Linked DNA regions of Homo sapiens: region 1 is linked to region 2. The links are chromatin loops, found by intact Hi-C in ENCODE. Cell type or tissue: prostate gland. All regions are shown on one strand. Links, peaks and the distances in the headings refer to the core of each region. The heading gives the core; the rest is flanking DNA.

Region 1 (8,936 bases), core at 1-8,000, 430 kb before region 2:
TGGGAGGCTGAGGCGGGTGGATTACCTGAGATCAGGAGTTGGAGACCAGTCTGGCCAACATGGTGAAACCCCGTCTCTACAAAAAAATTAGCCGGGAGTGGTGGCATGCGCCTCTAATCCCAGCTACTCGGGAGGCTGAGGCAGGGGAATTTTTTGAACCAGGGAGGTGGAGGTTGCATTGAGCCAAGATCACACCACTGCACTCCAGCCTGGGTGACAGCGAGACTTCCATCTCAAAAAAAAAAAAAAAAAAAAAAAAAAAAAGCAGCTATCTGTGTATCTGTGGAGGGTCTTTTATGTACTAGCTCTCTGTAGGGCCCAGCAGCAGAAGGGGAGACTCTAATCTCTTCCTTAGGAACTTAGGATTCGCTGTGACAAAAAGTGGCACATGCATGAAATGATCAAAATGAACACTTGATATAGGATTAATTGCTGAGCGGAGTGTTCCAAACAGTAAGTTATAGGAGTTCACTGAAGGGAGTTTCACTTGGGCTAAATTGGCTAGGGAAGACTTTGAGGAGAAGACTGGACTTGGGCCAAGGGTCTGGGGGAGGTAAGCTAAGCTTTGACAGGGCAGAGTGGAAACTGAAGAGCAATCCAGGTAAAAGGAAGGGCATGAGCACAGGCAGAGGTGGGAATGGTGATAGGATATTCAGGAGGCAGAGGGGACAGGGCTGGCTGCAGATGGCCATAGGGCATTAGGTGGTGGCAGGACATGCTGCTGGTGATCATGTGGCAGCTGCAGTTGAAACTGAGGGGCTGTGGCTCAGCTGAGAGGCCATGCCACATGGCGGAGCATAGAAAGAGATGAGCAGAGGGTGACAAAACCAGGCTTGGGCAACACCCATGACTGGGGGTGGCAGAAGGAATTAAGCCAGTGGAGGAGATGGAAAGCGAGTGGCCCAAAGTGGGAGAACCAGTAGAGCATTGTTGCAGAAGTGGCGAGAAGGAGGTGGTCACTAGTGCCTCAGGCTTCTAAGAGTAGGAGCCAACATGGCCTGAAAAGATATATTTTACCCATTTGTGGGGCTGCTGGGCCCTCAGTGGGAAGGTCCTAAGGAGAGGTGGACGCAGAAGTCAAACTGAGCCAGACTCAGGAGCAAGCAAGTGGGAAGAATGTGACCAAGTAGTGTCTGACCATGTTAGACAAACTTATTAGGGAAAGGACCAGAGCTGGATGATACTTGTCAGTTATTACATGGAAAAGGGAGACTAGTTAGGTATTCTTAGCCTGGAAAAGGAGAGGATAAACTGGGGAAGCGCCTTTCCCCAACAGTTACTGTGTGCCTATCATATGCCAGGCAGAAACTGCTAGGAGCTTATAATGGCAAACAGTCCCTACCCCTTCAGTCCAGTGGGGAAAACGACAGTAAACATGTAAATGAATGAGGAAGCAAAAGTACTGTTGGCCGCGCGCGGTGGCTCACACCTGTAATCTCAGCACTTTGGGAGGCCGAGGTGGGCAAATCATTCGAGGTCAGTTCGAGACCAGCCTGGCCAACATGGTGAAACCCCATCTCTACTAAAAATACAAAAATTATCTGGGTTTGGTGGCAGGTGCCTGTAATCCCAGCTACTCGGGAGGCTGAGGCAGGAGAATCTCTTGAACCTGGGAGGCGGAGGTTGCAGTGAGCTAAGATCATGCCATTGCACTCCAGCCTGGGTGACAGAATGAGACTCTGTCCCCCCAACCCCCAAAAAACAAAAGTACTGTGGATGACAACGCATGCACTAAGAGAGTTAACAGGCAGATGTGGTAGAGAGGACTGAGGGGAGGCCTGAGGAGGTGGTGTTTCTACTGAGACCTGAAAAATGAGATGGAGCTAGCCATGGGAAGAACCAGGAGAAGGGCATTCCAGGCAGGAGATGCAAAGATCCTTAAGCAGAAAGGACTGGCCGTGTTTGAGGAACAGGGAGGGGAGAACGGCTGGCAGGCAGAAGTCAAGAGTACTTGTGAGGCCTTGTAGTGCAATGGGAAGGCCACCAAAGCTTTTAAAGCTGGGGATGAACAGGATAAAATGAACTTTAAAAAGTCACACTGGCTGCCTTGAAGAGACAGGAATTACAGTGAGACAAGACCAGTAGAAGACCTACTTCCACTGGAAGGCTCCTGCATGAGTCCAGGTGACAGGTGACATCACTTGGTCTAGGGTGGTGTCAGGGATCTAGAAAATACTCTAATTCCTCATGGAATGCTATGGAGGATGGAGTTGGGAATGGTGAGGTTTTGCAACCTAGAAGGAGCATGGTACGTGGTGAGGTGGGGGCTGGATATACCAGCGGGGAAGTATGGAGGGTCTAAGGCCTGAGCTGGCCCTGTATTCTGCTATGGGCATCGCTAGGTCTGAGCAGAGCTCTTTCCTCCATCTAGCTCATCATCCATGGTAGCTTTGCCCTGATCCAGCTGCCCCGTTTCCACATCTTCTTCCTGGTCCCAGCAATCATCTATGGGGGCGACAAGCTGGTGAGCCTGAGCCGGAAGAAGGTGGAGATCAGCGTGGTGAAGGCGGAGCTGCTGCCCTCAGGTACCAGCCTGGCAGGAGATCAGCTTGGTGACACTGAGGGAGCTGACCGGGCAGAGGCAGAGTCTAGACCGCACAGTCTCCTGGTCGGGCCCAGTGGAGCTGGCAGGTGCCTTGGGTGGCAGGGACAAAGGAGCTGGTAGGGGCAAGGCGCAGTGGCTCACGCCTGTAATCCCAGCACTTTGGGAGGCCAAGGCAAGTGGATCATGAGGTCAAGAGATCGAGACCATCCTGGCCAACATGGTGAAACCCTGTCTCTACCACAAAAAAAAAATACAAAAATTAGCTGGGTGTGGTGGCATGCACCTGTAGTCCCAGCTACTCAGGAGGCTGAGGCAGGAGAATCGGTTGAACCTGGTAGGCAGAGGTTGCAGTGAGCTGAGATCGTGCCACTGCACTCCAGCCTGGCAACAGAGTGAGACTGTGTCAAAAAAAAAAAAAAAAAAAAAAAAAGGAAGGAGGGAGGGAGGGAGGGAGGAAGGAAGGAAGGAAAGGAAAGGAGGGCTGTTTGCCAGGGGACCTGAGCCTCTCTCATCGCAGAGAGCAGAGAAGCTCAGGCCAGGCTGCCCCTTGCCTGGCTGACCCTCAGCCCCAGTGCTGCCTGGGCCCCCACAGGGTGAGCTTCTGATGGGGGAGGCCTCCTTTGTCATATTCCAGAAGCAGAGCTGAGGCTGTGGGTGGGGAGCTCTCTGGAGGCCACATTGTTGCTGGGTTCAGGGCAGCAGCTTCTCACCCACCATCCCTCCCCAGGAGTGACCCACCTGCGGTTCCAGCGGCCCCAGGGCTTTGAGTACAAGTCAGGGCAGTGGGTGCGGATCGCTTGCCTGGCTCTGGGGACCACCGAGTACCACCCCTTCACACTGACCTCTGCGCCCCATGAGGACACGCTTAGCCTGCACATCCGGGCAGCAGGGCCCTGGACCACTCGCCTCAGGGAGATCTACTCAGCCCCGACGGGTGACAGATGTGCCAGATACCCAAAGGTACCAGACCCTGGCCAGACATGCCACATGCGCCCATATCCCCTTTGAAGGCTTTGGCCCGGCAGCACTAGACTCCCCGCTCTGTGCCTCCCCTCTCTGCATCTAGAGACTGGTTGTTCCAGATAATGCCACAAATCCTCCTCTTCCCCTCACTCCATATACGTATCTACCTTTCCTTTTCTCTCATTTCTGGCTTCCGATCTATGGTGGTGGCCAAGCTTAACTGAAACCCACGCCCCTCCCTACAGCTGTACCTTGATGGACCATTTGGAGAGGGCCACCAGGAGTGGCATAAGTTTGAGGTGTCAGTGTTAGTGGGAGGGGGCATTGGGGTCACCCCTTTTGCCTCCATCCTCAAAGACCTGGTCTTCAAGTCATCCGTCAGCTGCCAAGTGTTCTGTAAGAAGGTGAGTACTGCCCCCACTTCCCACCAACCCATGGCCCCTTCTTCCTTGTCATGGTACCCATCTGTGCCTTTCTCCTCTGCCTTTGTTCTTGGCTTCCCTGAACTGGGCAGGGGCAAGTTGGTTTGAAACCTGGGGTTGGGTGGTGAGTGGGGTGGTATCAGGATATCCCTAGACCCTTTAGGACAGAACTGGTTTGCGGATGCCTCCAGAATCCTGCCTGGTTTACAAAGACTCTTTCCCTCAGTTAGGGGTGCTCCACATAGGATTTGCTTCTGGGAGTTCCTCCAGGCAAGGTTGGAGGGGGTAAAGAAACCCATTCCTTCTTACAAAGGAGCCCAGCACTTGGAGCCTTATTGGGCTGGGAGAGGGAAGGGCATGTTGGGTGGAGCACAAGTGAAACTGGCTCAGCTCTCAAGAGGAACAGGAGGAGTGGTGGCAAGGCAGGGCTGGTGGGCCAGGTTGGCCCCAGGAACACAGCTCAAACCCTCAGGCCCTCACACGGGTCCTTTCACACCAGCCTGGACCTGGTGGCAGGCCCCTGCTCGTTTCTCTGGGCCTGGCAGGTGAGTCAGGGGTGCTGGAATGCAGTGGGCAGAGGCCCAGCCCATGTGCTGTCAGCATTCAGAGGGTGACAGCTCCCCTCCTGTCCTCTGCCCTCTGCTTCTTAACTATACAGCCCCGCTTTCCTCCCTCGGAAGCTGCAGAGGGCTCCCCGCAGGGCAGCTTCCACCCGCTGGTATCTCTTTGAGCCCATTCCCATCTGCTCAGGCAGCTGCTGGGTCTCCCTGAGGCTGCTCTGTGAAATGCCCTTTAGCCACTAGGTGCCTGGCAGCCTGACCAGGGACCACTGGAGGGAGCTGTAGGACAGGCTGAGCATGAAAGCTGCTTCCCACCCCACAGACCATCAGCTCCCAATCACCAAGGGATCTTTCCCATGGCCCTGGGGTCTCTCACTTCCACCTCTCTATGCCCTGGGCCAACTCCATCTCTGGCCTCAGAGCCTGGCCCCGTGGCCCATACACTCCATCTCCCCAGGCTGTCTAGGGAAGGGCACAAGCTAGCTGTGGTCAGAAGAGTTCTATCAGTATGGACACCCCTGGGGTTTAGGGAGACTGAGCTGAGATGGGTCCTGAACTCCAGCCCTGTGTCCCCAGATCTACTTCATCTGGGTGACGCGGACCCAGCGTCAGTTTGAGTGGCTGGCTGACATCATCCGAGAGGTGGAGGAGAATGACCACCAGGACCTGGTGTCTGTGCACATCTACATCACCCAGCTGGCTGAGAAGTTCGACCTCAGGACCACTATGCTGGTATGTCAGGGCCCACCAGGAGGGTATGCGGGCCACTGTCTGAGCTAGGAATTGACCCTAGCTGTGCCTGGCTGAACTTTGTTCCACCCTTCCCTACCATAGTACATCTGTGAGCGGCACTTCCAGAAGGTTCTGAACCGGAGTCTATTCACAGGCCTGCGCTCCATCACCCACTTTGGCCGTCCCCCCTTTGAGCCCTTCTTCAACTCCCTGCAGGAGGTCCACCCCCAGGTCAGTCCAACCCATAACCAGGTTCTCTTCCTCTTTATCATTTGGGGTCTGAGCAAAGCTCCCAAACCTTCCCCATCGAGGAAGAAATCGACTGCTGATGAGAACCCATCCCCTGGGAGATTGGTGGGGTAATGGAATGGAAAGGATAGGTGGGTGTCACCCTTAGGTGCTAAAGGAGGAGGCAGGCAATAGGGACTTGCCATCTCTGAAGCCAAGATGTATTGTCCAGAAGGAAGAGCTCAATCATTGAGCTAGTCCTCGCCAAAAACTCGGGGCTACCCTCACCACTACCCTCACCAATACTGAGTCAGTCCTCACCCTGGACACTGAGGGAACCTTTACCATGAGCACTGGGCTAGTCACTACTCACAAATACTGGTCTAGCCCTCCATGAGACCCTGAGCTGTTCTTCAACTTGAACACTGATTAACCCAACCTCTATTAGAAATGTTGATCTAGCACTTAGCAAAATTCCACTAGACCTATAAACACTGAGCCAGCCCTCACCATGCATAGTACAAAGCAAACCATCAGGAGCACTGCTGGCTTTTTTTTTTTTTTTAATTTAAAGAAAGGGTATTGCTCTGTTGCCCAGGCTGTAATGCAGTGATGCAATACCAGTTTACTGTAACCTCCAACTCCTGGGCACAAGCAATCCTCCTGCCTCAGCCTCCCAAGTAGCTGGGACTACAGGAGTGCACCACTATGCCTGGCTAATTAAAAATAAAAAAATTAGAGTCAGGGATGTTGCTATGTTGCCCAGGCTGGTCTTGAACTAGGGAGCTACCCCTTCCTCTGAACACTGCGTTATCCCTGCCTCTGAGCAAAGAGTTAGCCTCCACTTATTCCTCCTGCAACAGGTCCGGAAGATCGGGGTGTTTAGCTGTGGCCCCCCTGGCATGACCAAGAATGTGGAAAAGGCCTGTCAGCTCATCAACAGGCAGGACCGGACTCACTTCTCCCACCATTATGAGAACTTCTAGGCCCCTGCCCGGGGGTTCTGCCCACTGCCCAGTTGAGCAGAGGTTTGAGCCCACACCTCACCTCTGTTCTTCCTATTTCTGGCTGCCTCAGCCTTCTCTGATTTCCCACCTCCCAACCTTGTTCCAGGTGGCCATAGTCAGTCACCATGTGTGGGCTCAGGGACCCCCAGGACCAGGATGTGTCTCAGCCTGGAGAAATGGTGGGGGGGCAGTGTCTAGGGACTAGAGTGAGAAGTAGGGGAGCTACTGATTTGGGGCAAAGTGAAACCTCTGCTTCCAGACTTCAGAAACAAATCTCAGAAGACAAGCTGACCTGACAAGTACTATGTGTGTGCATGTCTGTATGTGTGTTGGGGCGGTGAGTGTAAGGATGCAGTGGGAGCATGGATGCTGGCATCTTAGAACCCTCCCTACTCCCATACCTCCTCCTCTTCTGGGCTCCCCACTGTCAGACGGGCTGGCAAATGCCTTGCAGGAGGTAGAGGCTGGACCCATGGCAAGCCATTTACAGAAACCCACTCGGCACCCCAGTCTAACACCACAACTAATTTCACCCAAGGTTTTAAGCACGTTCTTTCATCAGACCCTGGCCCAATACCTATGTATGCAATGCTCCTCAGCCCTCTTCTCCCTGCTCCAGTAGTCTCCCTTCCAAATAAATCACTTTTCTGCCTTCAGGGTTTCTTTATTCTGCCCTAGGACCGGAAGGGGCATGGGGAGAGGAAGCCACTAACCCAGCCAGCTCACCAGGCTGGCCCAGACATCTCTCAAGCTGCCCAGTGTCCTGAGTAAAGGAGCTGGCCCAAGGCAAAGTGCCCCAGCTAGCAATCCCTTCCCCGGCCCAGGGGTGCCCTTCCTGACAGAGGGCCTGTCAGCCACTAGTGTGAGGCCTGGTGAGCCTGCTCAGGAGGGGCAGAAACAGAGGGTGTGGAAGCTTCTGGAGGAGGTTGGCTGGGGAAGAGAACGGGGTCGGGGGCAGACTCAGCTGGAGTCTATAGGGAGCCAGAGCCGCCTGGCTTGTTACCAGGACCTCAGTCACTCCCAGCCCTTCTCTGAGCAAAGGGAGAGTTGGGCACCTGTGCCTACATGGCTCTTCCAGGCAGTGAGATGATAGCAGGAGACAAATGAACACATCACCCAACCTCTCTGGGCCTGTTTTCTCATCTGCAAAATGGCTGGATGCTCTCCAAGTCGACTTAAAGACAGGACAACCCTCTGAGGGAATTTCTCTGAGTGCGCCCCTTTTTTTTTTTGAGACAGAGTTTCGCTCTTGTTGCCTACGCTGGAGTGCAATGGCACGATCTTGGCTCACCGCAACCTGTCTCCCGGGTTCAAGCGATTTCTCCTGCCTCAGCCTCCCGAGTAGCTGGGATTACAGGCACGCACCACCACGCCCGGCTAATTTTGTATTTTTAGTAGAGACGGTATTTCTCCATGTTGGTTAGGCTGGTCTCGAACTCCCGACCTGAGGTGATCTGCCCGCCTCGGCCTCCCAAAGTGCTGGGATTACAGGCGTGAGCCACCGCGCCCGGCAAGAGAGTGCCCAATTTTAAGTGATCCTTCCTATTGCTTCCACAAAACGCCTGCATACCACATATCCTCAATTTCGAGAAAATAGCCACTGGTTTAGAAACTCTCAAGTACTGTGATTCACAGCACACTTTGGAGGTTGCACGTTTAGGTTCTGGAAGAGGCCCTCAGACGGCCCTTTGGCTCAGCGGTCCCCCGAAGGTGCCTGTCCAGCATGTCGAGGGGTCCTGACCAGCCTGCCCGCGGGGTGGGGCGGGCCTGGGGCAGCCTGAGAGCCGCTCCGCCTGGCGACCCAGTGGGCCTCCCCGGGCCCGCCCAGAGGCCTGGGCGGGTTCCAGCGGTGGGCGCCGGTCGGGGTGCGGCCTAGGCCGCGGGCCGGTGGTTAGGGGCTCGCAGGCCGGCCACGCCCGAGGGTCTGCCCGGGACAAACCCTTCCGTTAGGGCGCGAGGGAGGCGCTGCAGGCCCTCAGTTCCTCGGCCAAGGAGACAAGCGCGGCCCCCGCGGCCCGTCCCGCCAGCCTTCCCGCCTCCGCCGGCGCGCGGCTTCCGCGTGGCAGGCCGCCCCGCTCCCCGGCCTGGCGCGCTGCCTCTTTGTCTCTCCGCGCCTCCCCTCCTCCCAGACAAATGGCTGTTGGCAGGAAATTGGACGCGCTCGGGGGAAGCCGCGCGCCGCGGGGAGGGGGCGCCGCGCGGCCAGCGGGCCTCGGGTGCCCCCAGCCGGGGCGGGGGCGGCGGGGATGTTTTGACATCTCGTCAAAGAAAGGAACTTGATGCTTCGAAAGTGCTTTTCACAGCCGGGCTGTGTCTGCTCCAGAGCTGATTTATACGCAGAATCTGCGCTCGCTTCTCCGCTCCCTCCCCCGTCAGCCCGGGGACGGCGCCGGAGGCGCGGGCGCGGCTGTGCCCGGCAGGATCGGGTTTATTTATTGCCTCTGGCCCGGAGCCGGGGCGGCCTGGGGACTGCACAGTT
Region 2 (16,131 bases), core at 8,132-16,131:
TGGTACAGCCTCTTTGGAAGAGTGTTTGGTAGTTTCTTACAAAACTAAACATACTCTTACCTTATGATCCAGAAATCTCACTGCTTGGTATTTACCCAACTGATCTGAAAACTTACGTATACACAAAAATCTGCACATGGCGTTTATAGCAGTTTCATTTATAATTGCCAAAACTTGAGAACAACCAAGATGTCTTTCAGTAGGTGAATGTACAAGCTGTGGTATATCCATACAATGGAATATTATTCAGTGCTAAAAGAAATGAGCTCTTAAGCCATGAAAAGATATGGAGGAAGCTTAAATGCATATTACTAAGTGAAAGAAACCAGTCTGAAAAGACTACATACTATACAATTCCAATTATGTGACAATCTGGGAAGGGCAAAACTATGCAGTCAAAAGATCAGTGGTTGCCAGGAGTTGCAGGGAGAGAGGGGTGAATAGGTGGGCACAGATGTTTTGGGGCAGTGGAGCTATCTTGTATGACACTCCAGTGGTGAATATATGCAATTATACATTTGTCAAAACCCATAGAATGGGGAATATCAAGAGTGAATCCTAATGCAAACTATGGACTTTGAGTGATGATGATGTATTAATGTAGGTTCATTGATTGTAATACGTGAATCATTTTGGTGGGAGATGTTGGTAGTGAGGGGTATGAGTGTGTATGAGCAGGGGACATAGGGGACCTCTGTACTTTTTGCTCAACTTTGTTGTAAACCCAAAACTGTTCCAAAAAATAAAGTCTAGGCCGGGCACGGTGGCTCACACCTGTAATCCCAGCACTTTGGGAGACCGAGGCAGGTGGATCAACTGAGGTTGGGAGTTTGAGACCAGCCTGACCAACATGGAGAAGCCTTGTCTCTACTAAAAATACAAAATTAGCCAGGCATGGTGGTGCATGCCTGTAATCCCAGCTACTCGGTAGGTTGAGGCAGGAGAATCACTTGAGCCCGGGAGGCGGAGGTTATGGTGAGCTGCAGCACCACTGTACTCCAGCCTGGGCAACAAGAGCGAAACTCCGTCTCAAAAAAAAAAAAAAAAAAAGTCTATAAAAAAAAATCCCATTCTAAAAAAACCTGACTTTTCTCAGATTGCCTCAAGAAGAAAGACTCTAATAGAAGAAAACTCTAATTGCTGGCACCTGTGATAGTCACTGATGCTATTCACTTTCTGTTTTTCTCCTTTCCCAAGCACCTGTGAGGAAAATGCTTCCCCACCCCTTTGATGTTGGGTGTAGCCATGTGGCTGGCTGTGGGTAATGAAATGTAACCTCTGTCACCTTAAGGGTGAAAGTCTTCAAGAGTTAGTGTGCAATTTGCCATGTTTCTTCTTCCCATGGTAATGACTGGGGGTGTTCCTCCTTGTGGTGGAGGCTGTCAGCCTGGGTCTCTGAGTGAAGACTGTGAAGCAGAGTCCTTCATAAAATAGATGTGTGTGTGTTAAGTCGTGAGATGTGAAGGTTATTACAGGACCACAGCCTAGCCTGCCCTGACTGTACAGTAGTATCTGATATCATACCTCTAGTTCTCTAGTGACCCTCGAATAACATAAAAGAGATAAGGCAAGTTGAATTTCAATCTCTTATTTTAATAAATTACTTTAGGCCGGGCGTGGTGGCTCATGCCGGTAATCCCAGCACTTTGGGAGGCCGAGGCAGGTGGATCACCTGAGGTTGGGAGTTTGAGACCAGTCTGGCCAATATAGTGAAATCCTGTCTCTACTAAAATATGTTAAAAAAAAAAAATTAGGCCGGGCGCGGTGGCTCACGCCTGTAATCCCAGCACTTTGGGAGGCCGAGGCGGGCGGATCATGAGGTCAGGAGATCGAGACCATCCCGGCTAAAACGGTGAAACCCCGTCTCTACTAAAAATACAAAAAATTAGCCGGGCGTAGTGGCGGGCGCCTGTAGTCCCAGCTACTTGGGAGGCTGAGGCAGGAGAATGGCGTGAACCCGGGAGGCGGAGCTTGCAGTGAGCCGAGATCCCGCCACTGCACTCCAGCCTGGGCGACAGAGCGAGACTCCGTCTCAAAAAAAAAAAAAAAAAAAAATTAGCCAGGGTGGTGGTGCTACACGGGAGACTGAGGTAGGAGAATTGCTTGAACCCGGGAGACTGAGGTAGGAGAATTGCTTGAACCTGGGAGGCAGAGGCTGCAGTGAGCCAAGATCGTGCCACTGCACTCCAGGCTAGGTGACAGAGCAAGACGCTGTCTCAAAAAAACAAAAAAAATTACTTTAGTGTTTATATGAAAATAGAAGTTTGGGCTGGGTGCAGTGGCTCACGCTTGTAATCCTAGCACTTGGGAGCCTGAAGCAGGTGGATCACTTGAGCTCAGGGGTTCAAGACCAGCCTGGGTAACATAGTGAGACCCTGTCTCTACAAAAAAATATAAAAATTAGCCAGGTGTGATGGTGCGCTCCTGTAGTCCCAGCTACTTGGGGGGGCTGAGGTGGGAGGATCTCTTGAGCCTGGGAGGTTGAGGCTACAGTGAGCCATGATTGTGAAATTGCACTCCAGCCTGGGCATAGAGTGAGACCCTGTCTCAAAAAAAGAAAATAGAAGTTTGAACAAAACTTGGCTTGTATTTGCTTATGTAAGATATTGCAGCTGGGCATGGTGGCTCATGCCCATAATCCCAACACTTTGGGAGGCCGAGGTAAGAAGACTGCTTGAGCCAGGAGTTTGAGACCAGCCTGGGCAACACAGGGAGACCCCCCCCCCCCCACCATCTCTACAAGAAATTAAAATAAATTATTGGGTCATGGTGGTACCTGACTGTGGTCCCAGCTACTTGAGAGGCTGAGGTGGGAGGATTGCTTAAGCCCGGGAGGTTGAGGCTTCAGTGAGCCATGATCACTAAAATAAAATGTTTCTAGTAATTGTGTTCATTTTCTAAAAATTTCAAAAGCCATTGCTTTTGACTTCTGCATATATTTTGCAAAACTTTTTGGTGGCAGAGTTAGGAGGAGGTGTTGGTGAAATAATCCATGTAAAAATATGTTTGTTATATAATGCAAGGAATGAATGTGGAAAGTGTAGCAGAGTTACAGTGGGTGGAAGTATTTCAGCACTTTGCTAATGTGAAAGAATATTTCTTATGTAAATACAAGTGAAAAGTGGTTTTTAAAAAAGTGGCTAACCATAGGCAAAATGGTAAACTGTTTTTCTTTAGTAATTAATTTCTTTGATTTTCTACTTACAATTTCTTCCCTTCCTTTTAATTATTTTGCAAGAGCATCAGCCTATATGAATGTGTTCATATTTTCAACATCTATCCAATAGAAGCATAAGGTCATGGGCTGTAATATCTTTCTCTTGTGTATCTTCCCCCTTCTCCTCCCTTTTTCTCTGCAGCCCTGGTAATTACATCTTTTTATTTTATTTTATTTTTTCTTTTTCTTTTTTTGAGTCAGAGTCTCGCTCTGTCACCTAGGCTGGAGTGCAGTGGTGCGATCTTTGCTTTCTGCAACCTCCGCCTCCCGGGTTCAAGTGATTCTCGTGCCTCAGCCTCCTGAGTAGCTGGGATTACAGACATGAGCCACTGCGCCTGGTAATTTTTTGTATTTTTAGTAGAGATGAGGTTTCCCTGTGTTGGCCAGGCTGGTCTTGAACTCCTTGCCTCAAGTGATCTGCCCACCTCCGTCTCCTAAAGTTCTGGGACTACAGGCGTGAGCCACTGCACCCGGCCAGTCCCTACATCTTACTGAAATATTTTGCGCCACCCCCTGCTTTGTCTTCCCCCAACACTTTCTTCTGTTTTTGGAAAAAGATCAAAAGAGAGATAAATGGGAGGGTGGAAATAAATGCCTGTGAGAGAAGTAGGTCAAACACATTCTAAATATAGGACATCTGATCCATAAAAGGAATAAAAAATATTCATGGACTAATATTTTTTTCTTTACTTGAATCTCTTACCCACCTTCTCCCTTTAGGTCAGCAAAAAATAAAGGATATAGAAACATTTAAAACAGCAAAACTGAAAGGTGAATAAAGTTTTGATTTATTTATTGCATTATATTTGCTCTTCCTCTTTTGCATTTCATAGTCCTTGAAATCCAATGGCCTTATTTTTGCTATGAATATAACACACACACACACACACACACACACACACACACACACACACAAAGTGTTTAACACTTTCTAGATATAGTTTCTTTGAACTAACTTATTCAGAGCTACATTTTATGTTCTTTTATCTTCTTAAATTCTTTTGGTCTAACAGACTATGCAACACCTTTCTCTATTAGGTCCTCCTACTAACCATTTAATCTGTGTCACTGCTGTATTCTCCAGAGGACAGTTAGTGCCTTGAGGCCCTTGAATCTGAAGTATATTTTTGCTACTCATGATGTTTTTCTCCTGCCTGAAAGACTTTACTAATTTTTCTCTTCAGATTACATTTTACCTGTCTTTTAAGGTATGGCTTAAATCCCAATTCCTCTATTAAATTTTAAAACTTTCCCTAGTTACTTTCCACTTGTACACTATACAACTGCACATCTGTGATAGGATGAATAATGCCCCCCCAAAGACGTCCATATTCAAGTCCTTGGAGTCTGTGAATGCTAGCCTCCATGGCAAAAGGGACTTTGCTGATGTAATTAAATTAAGGACCTTGAGATGGGAAGAGTATCCTGGATTATGCAGGTGGGCTTAATGTAATCACAAGAGTCCTTATATAAAGGAGGAAGGAGGATCAGAGTGGGAAAGATGGTGATGTGACAATGAAAGCAGGGGGAAAAAGGCCATGTGATGTGGGGCCATGAGACAAAAAAGTTGCAGCCTCTCTATAAACTGGAAGAGGCGAAATTCTAGGGAAGCAGATTCTTCCCTGGAGCCTCCAGAAGTAAGCAGCTGTGCTGACACCTTCATTTTTAGCCCACTGAGCCTGATTTTAGACTTCTAAGCTCCAGACCTATAAGAAAATAAAACTGTTGGCTGGGCACTGTGGCTCACGCCTGTAATCCCAGCACTTTGGGAGGCCGAGGCGGGCAGATCACGAGGTCAGGAGATCGAGATCATCCTGGCTAACAGGGTGAAACCCCACCTCTACTAAGAATACGAAAAATTAGCCGACGTGGTGGCGGTCGCCTGTAGTTCCAGCAACTGGGAAGGCTGAGGCAGGAGAATGGCGTGAACCCAGGAGGCGGAGCTTGCAGTGAGCACACATGGTGCCACTGTACTCCAGCCTGGGAGACAGAGCAAGACTCTGTCTCAAAACAAACAAACAAACAAACAAAAAAACATAAAACTGTGTTGCTTTAAGCTACCAGGTTTGTAATTTGTTACACCAGCCATAGGAAACTAAGATGACATCATGTCCTTTACATTCCTCCAGGTCCTGTTCCACATAATTCAGCACTTTATTGTCATGCTCACTAATTCTACTATGTTTAAATGGTAGAATATAAATTCTTGGTGGACAGGAATCAGGATTTTTACTTTTACCCCCTACAATGCCTTCCAGTTCTAGATATTCAGATGTTTGGAGTGAATTATAACTTCGGTGCATAAAAGGGAATGGGAGCGATGAAAGGCATTTTAAAAGAGATATAAATCAACAAACTGTATTTACATCCTTGCAATCAAATTCTAGTATTTTGCTTTTGAGCTCTGTGCCACATGCAGTGTTATGTTAAGCATATAGCAGCCATTTCACAGAGACTGGAACACAAAGGGTATTCAACAAACACCTGATGTGTTAGTAACCCCAAGAAAGGGTTCTTGGGTCGCATGCAAGAAAGAATTTGGGATGAATCCACAAAGTAAAGTGAAAGCAAGTTCATTAGAGAAGTAAACAAACAAAAGCATGGCTACTCGCCAGGCGCGGTGGCTCACGCCTGTAATCCCAGCACTTTGTGAGACCGAGGCAGGCGGATCACGAGGTCAGGAGATCGAGACCATCCTGGCTAACACAATGAAACCCCGTCTCTACTAAAAATACAAAAAATTAGCCTGGCATAGTGGCGGGCGCCTGTAGTCCCAGCTACTTGGGAGGCTGAGGCAGGAGTATGGCGTGAACCTGGGAAATGGAGCTTGCAGTGAGCCGAGATCGCACCACTGCACTCCAGCCTGGGCGACAGAGCGAGACTCCGTCTCAAAAAATAAAAAAGAATGGCTACTCCATAGGCAGAGCAGTGGCATGGGCTGATTGGCTCAGTGTACTTATGGCTATTTCTTGATCATATGCTAAACAAGGGGTGGATATTCAATGAGTTTTCCAGGAAAGGAGGGGGAGTTCCTGGAACTGGGGGTTCCTCCCCTTTTTGGACCATATAGAGTAACTTCTGGACGTTGCTATGGCATTTGTAAACTGTGATGGTGCTGGTGGGAGTGTCTTTTAGTGTGTTAATGCATTAAAATTAGTGTATAATGATCAGTGAGTATGATCAGAGGTCACTTTTGTCACCATCTTGGTTTTGGCCAGGTTCTTTACTGCATCCTTTTAATCAGCGGGGTCTTTGTGACCTGCATCTTGGGCCAACCTTCTGTCTCATTCTGTTACTAAGAATGCCTATCCTGGGAATGCAGCCCAGCAGGTCTCAGCCTCATTTTACCCAGCCTCTGTTCAAGACAGAGTCACTCTGCTTGGAATGCCTCTAACAGATGCATTGAGCTGAAATCTGTGGGGGTAGAGGGAAAAGGAGAAAGGGAAAAGCAAGATGGGTTTGGTACAAAGTCCGCCTTGTCTATTTAGCTGATTAGTTTTTGTCATATTAAGTAAAGTTAAAATGCTGAAAAAGATCATCAAATTTCCAACATGAATTGTTCTGTAAAGCAAAATAGAAGATAATTAAAAATTGGCAGGGTGTCACCATTTAATTTCATCCACTGAATTTAAATAACCAGTATTTTGGCCAGGTGTGGTGGCTCCACCTGTAATCCTAACACTGGGAGGCTGAGGCAGGAGGATCACTCAGGCTCAGGAGTTCAAGGCAAGCCTGGGCAAATAGTGAGACCTTGTTTTTATTTTAAATAATAATAAAAAATAACCAGTATTTTCAAATTCATGTAATATGGTTAATACTGTGCTAAGACATAAAGAGGTACAGGCAACCCATAGGACATGGCTTCATTCTAAATGGCTTTACTATCTAGTTAGGAGATAATGCTAACAACCAACTAAGGTTGCCAGGCAGTTTATCAAATGTCATATTGTGTGACGCAGACTTTACAGATTATAGATATCTGGAAATGGGGCTAGAGAATCAATACTTACTTCATTCATTGAATATTGGTTGAGAACCTATTATGATTCTCTGTGAATAAGAGCGTATGTTCGGAGTTTGCAATCTAATAGAGGGAGACAAGGGAAATAACTAATACAGAATAATTTAAGTGGACAGGCATGGTGGCTCATGCCAGTAATCCCAGCACTTTGGGAGGTTGAGGCTGGCAGATCGCTTGAGTTCAGGAGTTTGAGACCAGCCTGGGCAACACAGCAAAACCCGTTTCTACCAAGGGGGAAAAAAAAAGAACGGATTAAGTGCTAAAATAGCAGGATGCTTTGTAGTTGATAAAGGGTTATTACCGTAACTTCTGAATGAAAGGAGTAGTGGGATTGTGAATGATTTTAAAGTAAAGGCTTTAAGACTGAGCCTTGGAAGAGAAGTAGGATTTTTTTTTTTTTTTGAGACAGAGTCTTGCTCTGTCACCCAGGCTGGAGTGCAGTGGTGCTATCTCGGCTTACTGCAACCTCCACCTCCCGGGTTCAAGTGATTCTCTGCCTCAGCCTCCTGAATATCTAGGATTACAGGCGTGTGCCACCACGCTCAGCTGTTTTGTGTTTTTGGTAGAGACAGGGTTTCACCATGTTGGCCAGGCTGGTCTTGAACTCCTGACCTCAGCTGATCTGCCTCCCAAAGTGCTAGGGATTACAGGTGTGAGCCACCGCACCCAGCTGAAAAGTAGGACTTTGAAAATGTTGATTAAGTCAAACTCTGTAAAATATTTGAAGACATTTATTTTGAGCCAAATGTGAGTGACCAATGGCCCATGACACAGCCCCAGGAGATCCTGAGAACATATGCCCAAGGTGGTCAGGCAGTTAGCAGAAAGGGGTACTGATTCAGACCCCAGGAGAGACTTCTTGGATTTCGCAAAATAAAGAATTCGGGTGAGTCCATAGAGTAAAGTGAAAGCAAGTTTATTAAGAAAGTAAAGGAATAAAGAATGGCTACTCATGGGCAGAGCAGCGGCTTAGGCTGCTCACTGATTACACTTATAGTTATTTCCTGATTATATGCGAAATAAGGGGTGGATTATTCATGAGTGTTCCGGGAAAGGGGTGGGCAATTCCTGGAACTGAGGGTTCTTCCCCTTTTTAGACCATATAGGGTAACTTCCTGATGTTGCCATGGCATTTGTAAACTGTCACGGTGCTGGTGGGTGTGTCTTTTAGCATGCTAATGCATTATAATTAGCAAATAATGAGCAGTGAGGATGACCAGAGGTCACTTTTGGCACCATCTTGGTTTTGTTGGGATTTGGCTGGCTTCTTTACCACATGCTGTTTTATCAGCAAGGTCTTTGTGACCTGTATCTTGTGCCGATCTCCTATCTCATCCTGTGACTAAGAATGCCTAACCTCCTGGGGATGCAGCCCAATAGGTCTCAGCCTCATTTTACCCAGTCCTATTCAAGATGGAGTTGCTCTGGCTCAAATGCCTCTGACAAGGCTACAGTGTAGTTTTATATACTTTAGGAAGACCTAAGACATTCATCAAAACATGTAAGATGTACATTGGCTTGGTCTTGAAAGGCGGGACACCTGGAAGCGGAGACTTCAGGGTCACAGGCAATTCAAAGATTATCAGGCTGGCGTGGTGGCTCACGCCTGTAATCCTAGTGCTTTGGAAGGCTGAGGTGAGAGGATCGCCTTAGGCCAAGAGTTCCAGAGCAGCCTGGGCAACATACGGAGACTCTACCTCTATATTAGGAAATAAACAAACAAAAAAGACTTAAGTTATTATCTAAAGACCTGGAGTCAATAGAATGTCTGGGTTAAGATATGGGGTTGTGGACACCAAGGTTGTTTTTTTGAGACAGAGTTTTGCTCTTGTCGCCCAGGCTGGAGTGCAATAGTGTGATCTCGACTCACTGGAACCTCCACCTCCCAGGTTCAAGTGATCCTCCTGCCTCAGCCTCCCGAGAAGCTGGGATTACAGGCACCCGCCACCATGCCTGGCTTTTTTTTTTTTTTTTTGTAATTTTAGTAGAGACAAGGTTTTAGTCACCATGTTGTCCAGGCTGGTCACGAACTCTTGACCTCAGGTGATCTGCCTGCCTCGGCCTCCCAAAGTGCTAGGATTACAGGCGTGAGCCACCACACCTGGCCCAAGACCTAGGTTTTTTTTTTTTTTGAGACAGAGTTTCATTCTTGTTGCCCAGGCTGGAGTGCAGTGGTATGATCTTGGCTCACCGCAACCTCTGCCTCCTGGGTTGAAGCAATTCTCCTGCCCCAGCCTCCCAAGTAGCTAGGATTACAGGCATGGACCACCACGTCTGGCTAATTTTGTATTTTTAGTAGAGACGGGGGTTTCTCCAGGTTGGTCAGGTTAGTCTCGAACTCCTGACCTCAGGTGATCCACCTGCCTTGGTCTCCCAAAGTGCTGTGGTTACAGGCGTGAGCCACTGTCCCTGGCAGAGATCAAGGTTTTATTATGCAGATGAAGCCTCTGGTAGAGCTCTTATCAGACCTAAAAAGGTGCCAGACTTGGTTAATTCCCTCCTGGGTAAGGGAAAACACCTGGAAAGGAACAGGGCTTTTCTACAGACTGTAGGTTTTCCCCCACAAGATACAGCTTTGCAGGGCCATTTAAAAATATGTCAAAGGAATATATTTTGGGGTTAAATAATTCAATTTCCTTCAGGGCCTGCTATCTGTCGTGATGCTATACTAGAGTCAGGCTGGCTTGGTGTCAAAAATAAAGTTCTAGAAAAGCTAGAAAAAGTCTGGCAGTCTTAAGATCTGTTTTCATGTGAATGCTGTTCAGCTCAGCCTGAATTCCAAAGGGAGGAGGGTATAATGAGCCATGTCCGACCCACCCCCGGGACTAACCCCCCCATCCCCACTTCCATCTAGATGATGGAATAACTAGATTTTCAGGTTTACTTTGGAATGCCCTTGGCCAAGAGGTGAGGGGCAGGGGGTCCATCAGTCAGTTGTGGGGTTTATAATTTTATTTTTGGTTTACAAAAGGATAGAATATTTCAGGTTGAAGCATAGGCAAGAGCACTGCAGACATGAAAGGGCATAATTTTAGGAGAATGCTCACATGGAATAAAGAATGTCTTGAAGGGTATACCGTACATTATTATTGGTGTTATAACAAGTTATCACAAACTTAAGACACAGATTATTTCACAGTTCTGTTGGTCAGAAGTCCAACATTGATCACATGAGGATAAAATCAAGGTGTCATCAGAGCATTAGAGAGGCTTCAGGGGAATGTTTCCTTACCAGTTCCAGCTTCTGGAGGTCACCCACAATGCTGGAGGCTCCCTTCCTCTATATTCAAAGCCAACAATGTTGTATCTCTCTAATCATTCTTCATAGTTACTTGTCACTCTTGACTCTCTTTTGCAGTTTTGGAGGCCCTATGATTACAATCAGCCCACTGGAACAATCCAGGATAATGTTTTTTTTTTAAGATGGAATCTCGCCCTGTCGCCCAGGCTGGAGTGCAGTGGAGCTGCTCAGCTCACTGCAACCTCTGCCTCCCTGGTTAAAGCGATTCCAGGATAATCTATTTCAACACCAGGTAATTAACAACCTTAATTCCCATTTGCTATGCAAGCTAACATATTCACAGCTTCTGGTGTTCAGGCTGTGGACATCTTTGAGGGGCTAGTATTCTGCCTACCAGAGTTAATAAGAAGGAGCTAATACTAAGAGGAAAAGAGGCCCAAAGAGGAAAGTGTGTGAATGCACTGATAAAGGCAATGGGGAACCAGTGCAAGTTTCTGAGTCTTGCAAATTCTTATTTTTTTGAAATAAGCTTTGGTTGCAGCTGAGAAAACTGAACAGGCATAATTGGGGAGCAACATTAGGAGGCCACCATTACAGTTGAGATGAGAGGGTATAAGCTAGAGATGGCAGAGCTAAATCGTTTTCTTTGGTCCAAAGCTGCCTATGCCCTTTTCTAAGTGTTTTCCAACAGAATTCATGAGATCATTCCACAGGATCTCAGCAAGTGCAGTTTCTGATAACTTGGCCGAATTTGTTCAGTAGCTGCTGCAACGGAGGGCTTAAATCTTTCATCTACACTTAACAAGGGGAGCCCGGAAAAGTGGCAAAACCCTAGTTAGCAAGGCTGAGGCTCGCAGAGACCTAGGCATCGAATTTTTTAATGGTCCAAATCGCAGGGAAAGCGAGCACTCCCTGTTCTGAAGGTTTTCCCTAAACACGGAGACAACACTAAAAAGCTGTGCCGCGTGAGGGCTGAAAGTCCTGTTTTCTCCCTAGCTTCAGTGAAGAAAGCCTGACGGCTCCCCCGCGTCCAACAAAGACAACGCTCTTCCGGTCTTCGTGACCCACCCCGTGAGCAGCCCAAACCGACCACCGTCCTCCCCCAGCTCCCACCAATCGGATCGCAGGGACTCGAGCCCCACACTGCTGAGTCCGCTGACACTGCGTCCGGGGCCAGACGACGATATCAGCGCGGGGTCCCCACAACGCCATGGGGCAGAGCCAACTCTCGAGCGCGTGATCGAAGCCCGCAGTTTTTTCGCCCCCGTCACTTCCGGGTGCGACAATCTCTTCTGTCCGGCCAGCCGCTGGAGTCGTTAGGTGCCGCCTTGCTTCTGACGAGCCACACGTTTGCTTCTTCCCTGTGTTCCCAGCTGGAGGGACATGAGTGTCCCTGGGCCGTCGTCTCCGGACGGGGCCCTGACACGGCCACCCTACTGCCTGGAGGCCGGGGAGCCGACGCCTGGTACGTACTATCGGGTGGGAAGCGCGGCCCGGGCTGGGTGTGAGGGGCGGGGACCTGAGTGAGTAGAACTCCGGAGAAACCCTGGGGGAGTAAGCGGTTTTTGGCGGCTGCGGCCCCCGGGCCCTGCCCCGAGTGCAGAAATGGGGAACCGCGCCGGCCCCTCTGCCCAGCGCAATGGGCGGAACTGAAGTCCCGAGGGGAAGCTTTGTATTGGGGGTGCAATTGAAGGCGGTTGATGGTGAAGCCATTCTGAGTTTATGTGTTGACTCCGGTACGTCATTGGTTATTTGTCATACGGCAGTGGTGGGGGATGGATTTACCAGAAAGATGATCAGCTTATAATTCAGAGAGGTGACGTATCCTATAATATTGACCACTCATGAAATGCTTGGTCAGCTCGGTGATATTACTTCATCCCTATTCCTGCAGCAGTCTTCTCGACCGAGTTCCAGGAGGGATTTAAGCTCTAATGCCCTAAGGCATCCATTGAATGGAATGAATTAACTTGCTGTGCACCCAAAATGGTACTATTTATGTACCATCCTTGGGAGAACTGAGAAAATGGTCACTCAGAGCATTTTCTGTGTTCTGTGGTTTAGATGAGGCCTTAGATGAGAAAGGCTGCAGGGCTCCTTGGATATGCTTTTTCTTTTACCTCCTGTTTCAGAAATATAGGGGTTACCCCCAAATAGTGCTCTCAGCACTTTCCTGTTCATGCTTTTCCTCAAGGATCTCTTCACACTTTCATTAAGTCGCTTCTATAAATATGACTTCTTTGTATGTATTTGAAACTTGGGCCCCTCTCTTAACTCTTGTTTACTTCTCCATCTGCTAGCTGGATACTTTGACGTGGCTGTTTTGCACTAATCTCACGTAAGGCATGTACATAAATGAAAACATGTCTCATCCTGTTAATGGTGGTAGGTCACTCTGACTTGAAACTTTGAAATTGCTCTGGACTTTTTCCTCTCTCTCTCCTTCCACCTCTAGGGGATTCTCCTATACAATTCCATCTCCTTGTAATTTCACCTTTAAAACAGCTGTTGAAAGGCTGGTTCACCTCCAGTCTTACTCTTTCAACGCATCTGTCCCGCTGCTGTCACATCACTGTCCCAAGATAAAGCTTCAGTCATGTCATTCCTGAACTCAGAAACCTTAAATAGCTCCTCACTACTTATTAACAAAGGTCCAAACCATTAACTTGGCATTTAGAGGCCCTTACTGGCCTTCCGGTCTTAAAGCTCACTATTGCTATGCTGCATATGCCCCATGCCTCTCCAGAAGTATCCTGTACTGTATTCCAGCCTTTCCTCATGCTGCTTTCTTTACCCATATTGCATCCATTCCACTCCTGCCATAGATTTCTTCCCCATTTGGAAATAGTCCTCACAGATTGTTGGTGGGAGTGGAAATTGGTGCCAATTTCTTAGGAGGGCAGTTTGGCAATGTCTGTTTAAAAAATGCATAAACTCTTTGTCCCAACAGTCTACTTCTAAGAATTTATCCTACAGAAAGTGACACAAATATGCAGATAAGCAAGGAAGCTCACTGCAGCATTGTCTGAAATAGCAAAAAGTGAAAATAACCTAAATAATCCATCTATGGGGGACTGGTTAAACAAACTATGGTAGAATTCTATTCTGCTAAAAATAATGTAGTAGATCCCTATATGTTGGTATGGAAAGATACCTAAGATATATGTTTTAAAAGTTGCAGAATGGTATGAGTAATATTTCGTTTGTCATAAAAATAATATATGCATAGATACGCAAAGACAATTTCTGGAAGGCTCTGTGAGAAACTCCAGAGTAGCTCATGCTGGAGTTAGAGGGTAAGAAGAAGTATTTTTACTTTTCAGTTTGTGCCTCCCTCTGTAGTGTTTTAAGTTTTTACAGTGAGTAACACTCGAATAGACAAAGAGAAATGAAAACTCCATCCATTCTTTGAGCCTTAGCTCAGTGTCCACACTTCCTTTAGGAATTTTTCTTAGACTTCCCTAATGAAAGTCGCTCTCCCCTGAATTTCCATAACATTTTCTGTTTCTCATTTTCTGTGATTCCTCACTTCTCATATTCTGTGATTGCTCGTATTGTGCCCTTCCAGGGAAGGAGACTTGCCTTATTTATTGTTGTAATCTCAGAACCTGGTACATAATATAGATGTTCAGCAAACCTTTCTCGTATGAATAGAATAAGGACCCTCCCTTTCTTCTTCTTTACTCTCGCACAATAAAGCACCTTGAACTTAGTAATTAAATATATATAAAAACTTGAGTGACTTCTTAACCATTGGAAGCAGAGGGTAAAAGAGAGAAAAACAAAACAAACAAACAAACAAAAAATGAGTAACTGAGACTCATCCAATAATTAACCAGAACATTGGGGTGGGAGGAGGGTTTGTGAGTTAAAATGTATGTATATATTGTTAAGCGAAGTGAATTAGTTGTTATTCCTTAAAGTTGAAATGCCCTTTTTTGGGGTGTTCCTATCATAAAACATTAAGAAAATTGTTTTCTATATTTATTAATACTTAAAGTTGCTGATTGCATTGTTATTTTAATCAAGCCTTAAGCAACGGCATAATTGGTGGATATAATTTATTCACTTCCTATACAGTTGGTACATTAATATCCCTAAGTGCTTCACTTTTCTCTCTCTCTCTCTCTCTCTATATTTTTTCTTTTTTTGGTTTTTGTATTTTTATTTTATATGTGGAGTGCTTCAGTTTCTAGTTAGCTCTTACCTATTTGAATGTTGCCTTGCAACTTTGAGAAGTCCAAAGTTTGTTCATGTGTTTCGTAGGGTTAAAATAAAAATTATATAATTTTATTTTGATTTTCAAAAAGCTTACTTCGAATATGATAGCATGTTGTTTTCCTCAATCTTTTTTTTTTTTTTTTTGAGGCAGAGTCTTGCTCTGTCGCCCAGGCTGGAGTGTAGTGGCACAATCTTGGCACACTGCAGCCTCCACCTCCCAAGTTCAAGCAATTCTTGTGTCTTAGCTTCTCGAGTAGCTGAGCTTACAGGCATACAACACTACGCCCGGGAAATTTTTATATTTTTAGTTGAGATGGAGTTTCACCATGTTGGCCAGACTGGTCTCAAACTCCTGACCTCAAGTGATCCGCCCACCTCAGCCTCCCAGAGTGCTGGGATTACAGGCATGAGCCACTGTGCCAAGACTGTTTTTCTCAATTTTGCCAAAATTTAAATCTGTGGCACAAATTGTACTTAGAAATGTGTCACAAGCAATGTGTTGTGATAACTGTTCTATAGAGTGATGTAATTTGATGTTACTGATGGTTACCAGACTATAATTGAAGAGAGATGTTTCAGAGTTTAATATTAATCATAATTTTAGTGTATAATTTTAGTAAAGTGACCATCTTACTTTTTTTTCTCTGATTATAAATCAGTGATTCCATCTTACAAACCATTAAACCCTATTTAGAAATTGTATTTTTCTTGGTAGGAATGGTGATTGATATTCATCTTAGATGTTTTTGAATACCTGGCACAATGCTTACACTTTTATTATTCAAAGGAAAGTGATGAGGCATTGATCTCAGCATCAGGTCTAGATTTATACACAAGACAATGATTATACACTATTTTCTATGGTAAATTAAGTTGCTGAATCTTAAGAGAGAAGAAATTCTTAGAAAATCCCTCTTCTCCTCCCTAACAAATAACACAACCCTCCTTTTACATGTAAATAACATATCGAACTATATCAAAATCGATGTTGACCTACATTTTTGTTTCCATAGAATTGAAAACATACTTTATTTTAGGCATTGCATTTTTGTTTATATAATTTCTTCATGCTTTTGAAAGCAAGAATGCTTTAGTTCAGTGACCGTTACCCACGTTTTGGCCTCAGGCTCCTTTATTTTATTTTTATTTTTATATCTATTTATTTTTTTGAGACAGGGTCTCGCTCCGCTGCCCAGGCTGGAGTGCAGTGGTGCGATCATAGCTCGCTGCAGCCATGAACTTCTGGGCTCAAGTTATCCTCCCACCTCAGCCTCCTGAATAGCTGGGACCACAGGTGTGTGCCACCGTGCCCAGCCATTCTGGGCTTGAGCAATTCTCCCACCTTGGCTTCCCAAAGTGCTAGGATTACAGGTGTGAGCCACTGCCCCTGGCCCTCAGACTCCTTTGATAATCCAGTGAAAACTATAAGTC

Evidence for each region. Peaks named below come from ENCODE experiments on the same cell type or tissue, not always from the same donor. Only the 100,000 strongest peaks of a DNase experiment are listed, where the experiment ranks them.
Region 1: a loop joins it to region 2, with 2.4 times the contacts of the local background. A loop is called at or near these places in 7 of 110 quality-filtered maps.

The regions. Positions count from the first base shown.
Region 1 is chr15:45,158,466-45,167,401 of GRCh38, forward strand. DUOX1 (dual oxidase 1) reads left to right here. Exons shown (of 34, transcript NM_175940.3): 29 at 2,372-2,525; 30 at 3,273-3,505; 31 at 3,754-3,912; 32 at 5,067-5,222; 33 at 5,325-5,453; 34 at 6,314-7,109. The coding sequence ends at 6,436. SHF (Src homology 2 domain containing F) reads right to left here. Exons shown (of 7, transcript NM_001394037.1): 7 at 8,749-8,936. Among named protein-coding and RNA genes, the nearest start is that of SHF, 25 kb to the right of the region's middle. RefSeq lists a silencer at 8,167-8,936. In prostate gland, for the core only: a CTCF peak has its summit at 4,742 (motif pointing right); DNase peaks (open chromatin) are centred at 4,466 and 4,756; H3K4me3 peaks cover 240 bases; H3K27ac peaks cover 512 bases.
Region 2 is chr15:45,575,582-45,591,712 of GRCh38, forward strand. BLOC1S6 (biogenesis of lysosomal organelles complex 1 subunit 6) reads left to right here and starts at 11,798. Exons shown (of 5, transcript NM_012388.4): 1 at 11,798-11,944. The coding sequence starts at 11,863. RefSeq lists a silencer at 4,197-4,397 and enhancers at 11,438-11,537, 11,598-11,857, 12,324-12,944. In prostate gland, for the core only: a CTCF peak has its summit at 11,403; DNase peaks (open chromatin) are centred at 11,750 and 12,120; H3K4me3 peaks cover 3,920 bases; H3K27ac peaks cover 4,104 bases.